Linked DNA regions of Homo sapiens: region 2 is linked to region 1. The links are chromatin contacts, found by Hi-C in ENCODE. All regions are on one chromosome and are shown on one strand. Each heading gives the region's core, a stretch centred on a gene start or an enhancer-like site at or near the end of the contact. The rest is flanking DNA. Distances are from core to core; before and after follow the strand shown.

Region 1 (2,616 bases), core at 49-2,548:
AGTGAGCCGAGATCGCGCCACTGCACTCCAGCCTAGGCAACAGAGTGAGACTCCGTCTCAAAAAAAAAAAGAAAGAAAGAAAGATTAAATAACACTGGGCCTAGAGATCTGTTAAAAAAACTGTGAGGAGAAGCATGCCAGATAGGATGGGAGGAGATGGAAGACTATGAAAATAGAGAGGAGTTTGATAAGTAAATATAGACTAAAAATTACTAAAACTGAGACTATAGAACCTTTTATTGTAGGGAAAAGTATCATAGACCACAGGAGCTGTGGACTCAAGGGACAGGTCCAGTTCATCCAAATCCACGTGAGGTGTGCAACAGGCTCTGCACTGAAGATGCCGTGTTCCCCCCTCCCTTAGGCACAAAGCCAGCATGTGGGAGTTAGTGCCCTAATGATTAGGAATATATGGTCCAACTTAGGAGACATATGTTTATTTTTACTTTCATTTACATATTTACTTTTGAGACAGGGTCTTGCTCTGTTGCCCAGGCTGGAGTACAGTGGCGCAGTCACATCTCATTGCAGTCCTGACCTCCTGGATTCAGGTGATCTTCCCACCTCAGTCTCTCAAGTAGCTTGGACTATAGGCACTCACTACCATGCCCAGCTAATTCTCTCTCTCTTTTTTTTTTTCAGAGATGGGGTCTCCCTTGTTGCCCAGGCTGACACATGCTTAAATATAAGAGTCTGAATTTTTTCACTTAATGTAAAAATACAAATGTAGTTCTTGATTTGAAAACAAACAGGCTTTAACTTTAGCATGGCACCAAACACTACCTTTAAGAAATTATATATTTAAATACAATTTACACTAACTCTGGTCTTTAGATTTAATTTTCAAGTCTCCTCCTGATTCTCCCTGAGGTAGCATTCTCTGGAGGCAGAATCATTCCAGGCCTTTTACACGACTTTGAAATTGCAGCCCAGTTAGCACCGCTGTGTTCATCCTCCCAAGGCTCCTGGCTAGTTGTTCAATGGGACCCCCAATGGGTCAATTTTAACACAAAATTGTCCACCTCCTTAGTTTCTTTACCTTTCAGGGAGGCTGAATAAGAAATTCTTGAGGAGAAGGGAATGATGGCATGTGCTCCAGTTCCCTGCTCCAACTTTTCTTCTTTTCCATCCTAGAACAGGTATGTGGACATTTCCATTCTGACAGGGAAGTGGGAGCATTTCTCAGTCAGAAAGGCCCCCACTGATGAGACATGATCTCTGCCTCTCAGCTTTTTGTCTCCTTTTGTTTACTGACCAGGAGGAGGTATGACTTCAGTTAGTCCCTTTAGCAGGGTGTCTAGTTCTATGAAAATGAAAATGAAAGCCACAAATTGCCTCTCATGGAGCATTATAGGTACAGATCAAAGAGTAAACCCTTTGAATAAGAATTTCAGCAAACTCCTCTCTCCCTCAAAAAAATTGAAGCAGAGGTTGAAAGTTGCTTAAAACTGGTCTCTCAAGGTGGGCCTTCTGATTCTGTCAATTTTGGGACTGCCTTACCATTAAAGCAGTTATGGGTGCATTCGAGGAGCAGGAAAAAACTTCATGCACTACTATCCCACGATGTGTTACAATGACCTTGGGGTTGGCAGGATGAGGAAGGGAGGCATGTTCCCAATAACAGAGACATTCTGTTTCTCCTCTCTGGACATGCTTTCCCTGGGTGACTTCATTCACAGTCATGTCTTAATGCTAATCCCTCTCAAATCAAAATTTTTTGTGTACATAGAACTTCAATCCTAAGCTTCAGGCCTATAACTGCACTACCTGGGTACAGCTCTGGTGTGAGTATTATCCAACCAGACTAAGAAAGTGCCTACCATTTCTAAGGGGAAAAAAGATGTTCTGTGTATGAGGAGAAGACCTTCTCATATAGAACTGAGGGAGGGAGAAAACAGGCAGATGGGTTGAGGTGGCACCCAAGGACCTGGTGACAATGAGGAATTCTGATGGAAAAGAAGAGAGAGAACTAGTTTCATACTAATTTTCCTTGTGCCTTTAAATAGCACGTTGCCAAGTGATTTGAGGCCCTTTAATAGCTTTGCTGGGAAATGCCTCCTTCCTGTGCCGTTGCTATGAGAAGCCTTTCTTTGTTTATTAGTTTGGTTTACAAAAGGCACCAGATGTTTAAAAACCTCAGGCCACATGTATAATCAAAATGACATCATTAAAATGCTAATGATAGCAAACCCACTTCAAACACTTTCTCCCCAGCATGGGGATACTGGCCTTTCCAAAACCCAAATGAATGTACCACCTTTAGTTCGACTACCAAAAATGTTTTGTGATCTTTTTGTTTGCTTGTTCTTCACTCCCCTTAAAGAATTTTCCCTGAGGTAGGAATTCAAACCTTAGCCTACTAAAGGACTATAGCCTGCCCTGGGTCTTCTAATTCATATATAAAAATTTAGGTTTGTATGATTGTAATTTCCTTGGGTTTGCCAAAGGAAATTAAATATATTTGTTCATTATCAGTTGTCTATAAGTCATTCAGATCTGTGTCAGAATCTCTTTCGTAGCTTACAACTATGTAGAGGGAAGGCTTGTTTTTATTTTCATTCCAGCAAGATACAGAGTAGTGCTTGGTAAAGATTAAGTTGCAGCATATGAGATTAG
Region 2 (2,616 bases), core at 47-2,546, 2.0 Mb after region 1:
TCTTCTGGAATATGCCCTGGGTCTGTGATCTTCCTGTAGTGGTCAGGGAAGTCTTACTAGTTCCTGATCCTGGCGCAGCGAGGAAGGAAGGAGCTTGAGAGTAAATGTGTGGTTGGCTCACTATTTTATTACTGGACTTAAGTCAGTTGTGTTAAAGGGCAGTAATATGACAAAAAGAGGCCCTTTGTCTCTTTTTCTGCAGGAACTTGGCAAAGGAACATAATGTATATGTAAAGTCTAAAGTAATGCCATTTAATAGAACTTTCTGTGATAATGGAAATGTTTTATATCTATACATCTGTTATAGAAGCCATTACTCATATATGCCTTTTGGGCAATTCAAATGTAGTAAATGCAAATTAGGAGCTGAATTTTTTATTTTGCTTAATTTCAATGAATATTGAAATTTAAATTTCAGCTAATTTATATTTAAATTTAAATAGCCATACATGGGTAGTGACTACTGTATTAGACTGTATTAGATAGGTCTAGAGGATATGAGTTTTGTTGAGATGAAGATGGCAGAGCACATAGAATGTTTTGTTCTGAAGTTGCCCTGCATTACAAAGAATCTGAGTTATGAATTTGACATGCTTTTATTTATAGTGATGCTCCCTTTCCAACAAGAATGTTAAAATAAAATCTTTCTGGATAAGAAGTAAGATGTGGATTTCTTTTGAAAAGAAAATGTAAGGGACTTGCTTCTAAGCCTAGCTTCTTCTCATTCTTGGAGTGTGCTATCATCTTCTAATTCAGTACAGTGGCTTTCACTTCCCATCAGATAAAAAGAGATGCCTCAAACCAATTCCGAAAGCTACTTTTGGAAAAGCATTGGTTGAGTTTTCATCCTGACTCCTAGGATAACAAATAGTAAGTCTTCAAACAAAGCAGCAGCTATGCGAATTCTAGAATTTTGATATGTATTGTTAATGTTGGTATCGTACCACTTGATGCTTTTATGACATGTATCATGACATCAAGTACTGCACAAAATTAAATTCACATTCTAACACTTGTTTAAGTTTAGTTGGTTAGGATAGTGCTGGCTTAACATTTTTAATGTATTTAGTACATGAAAAGTACATAACATTCTCCTTTGTGTACATAGTACACATATAAAATTCAAGCCTGTGTTTGCACAGCATATGAGGGTAAATGGATAAGCCAGGACATGGCTACAGGAGGCTGGCCCAATGGCTTTAAAGGATCTGGGCTCTGCCTAGCTCTGCTGAGGGCTGTGGAAATTGTTAATTCTGCCCAACTGTAACCCATTTGTCACACTGTAGTTGGTAAACTCTGTTGACTTGGTGCTCAGGTGTTGAGATAATGCTTCCTAAAGTTTAATGTGCATATGAATCACCTGGGCATTCTGTTAAAAGGCAAATTCTGACTCAGCAGCCCTGTGACTGGGCCTGAGATCCTGCATTGCTAACAAGTTCTCAAGTGATTCTAATGCTGCTGGACTTCACTGTGAGTAGCAACGTGCTAGGGCATAAATTTGATTTCATTTTGATTAGTTTTACACTGAAACATCTTCCTCCATCACTACAAAACTTATTCTTCAGTCCTGATGACTATGATGTTGTGGTATCAGTCCAGGTAAAAGTGAATAAAAATTTTTATTTAAACTTGTTTCTGGGATTAGAAAAATATAGCTCAATATACACTGAGAGGAAGTTGGTAGCTATGTATTTACATTTCTCTTTTTGAGGTAATCTTTAGCAGTAGAGGAGTTGCTTCATACCTACTGTGATCTCACACAATTTATATAGTGACATATACAACTTCCAGGCTTTCATATTCCGTTACATCTCTCAATACTTGTGAATTTTCTAAAATGCTTCCTTGAATTTGATGCCCTCGGGAGAAAGGTCTATATCCTCATAACCACACTTGTGACAAATTAGCCCAAGCTTCTGGATTATCAAACTTTTCTTCAGTTCTCATCATGCTCTTGTAAAATTATGACCTCAAGCTTTAACTTTTTGGTCTATTGCTTATACAGTAAAGCAAGCAAACAAACAAAATCAAGTGCCATGCACATGCACAGATAAATATAAACATATGGATCAGCACACACTTGTGGAAATTTAAACCAATATTAGTGGGAAAGAAATATAAACAAATATTATGATTATTAATACAAATTAGTAACCAATTAGGTATAAATATGCACTCTCCAGTGTCTTCTTAATTTCAGATTAAGGTGACCTCCAATCAATAGCCAGCAAAAAGCCAGGGCCCTAAGTATTATACCTACAAGGAAAAAATTTCTATCAACAACTTCAATGAATTTGGGTGCAGATTTTTAAACATAAATTTTAGGTAATTCCCACAAGGACCTCTTTTTGCTGCCTTACTTTTTTTCTCCTCCCCTTTCTTATATGAAATAAGATGGTTACTTTGGTAATTGATGAATAATTTATTACAAAATTTGTTTTAGCAGCTAAAATAATGGTGCATGTAAATATTGGTATCTACATTGATAAAAGCTTCTTAGAGTTGACATTGGGATGTGCTAGATTTGAAGTAGATTTTTATCATTCTCTGACAATTTTCTCAGATAATACAAAACCAATTAATGCATCCCTGATTAGTTTTTGACAGAGGTTTTCT

The links. A loop is a pair of places that touch in the nucleus more often than their neighbours do.
Region 2: a map of sciatic nerve shows a loop between it and region 1 (34-fold over the local background). The contact joins two enhancer-like sites. A Hi-C loop is called at or near these places in 1 of 168 maps with a recorded cell type or tissue (sciatic nerve).

What each region holds. Positions count from the first base shown.
Region 1 is chr3:100,208,838-100,211,453 of GRCh38, forward strand. No RefSeq gene overlaps it. Among named protein-coding and RNA genes, the nearest start is that of TBC1D23, 51 kb to the right of the region's middle. RefSeq lists a silencer at 1,144-1,193. Within about 2 kb of position 1,299, at least 4 of the 41 ENCODE cell types and tissues checked have a DNase peak (open chromatin) inside an H3K27ac peak, as active enhancers do.
Region 2 is chr3:102,237,300-102,239,915 of GRCh38, forward strand. No RefSeq gene overlaps it. Among named protein-coding and RNA genes, the nearest start is that of ZPLD1, 200 kb to the right of the region's middle. Within about 2 kb of position 1,297, at least 2 of the 41 ENCODE cell types and tissues checked have a DNase peak (open chromatin) inside an H3K27ac peak, as active enhancers do.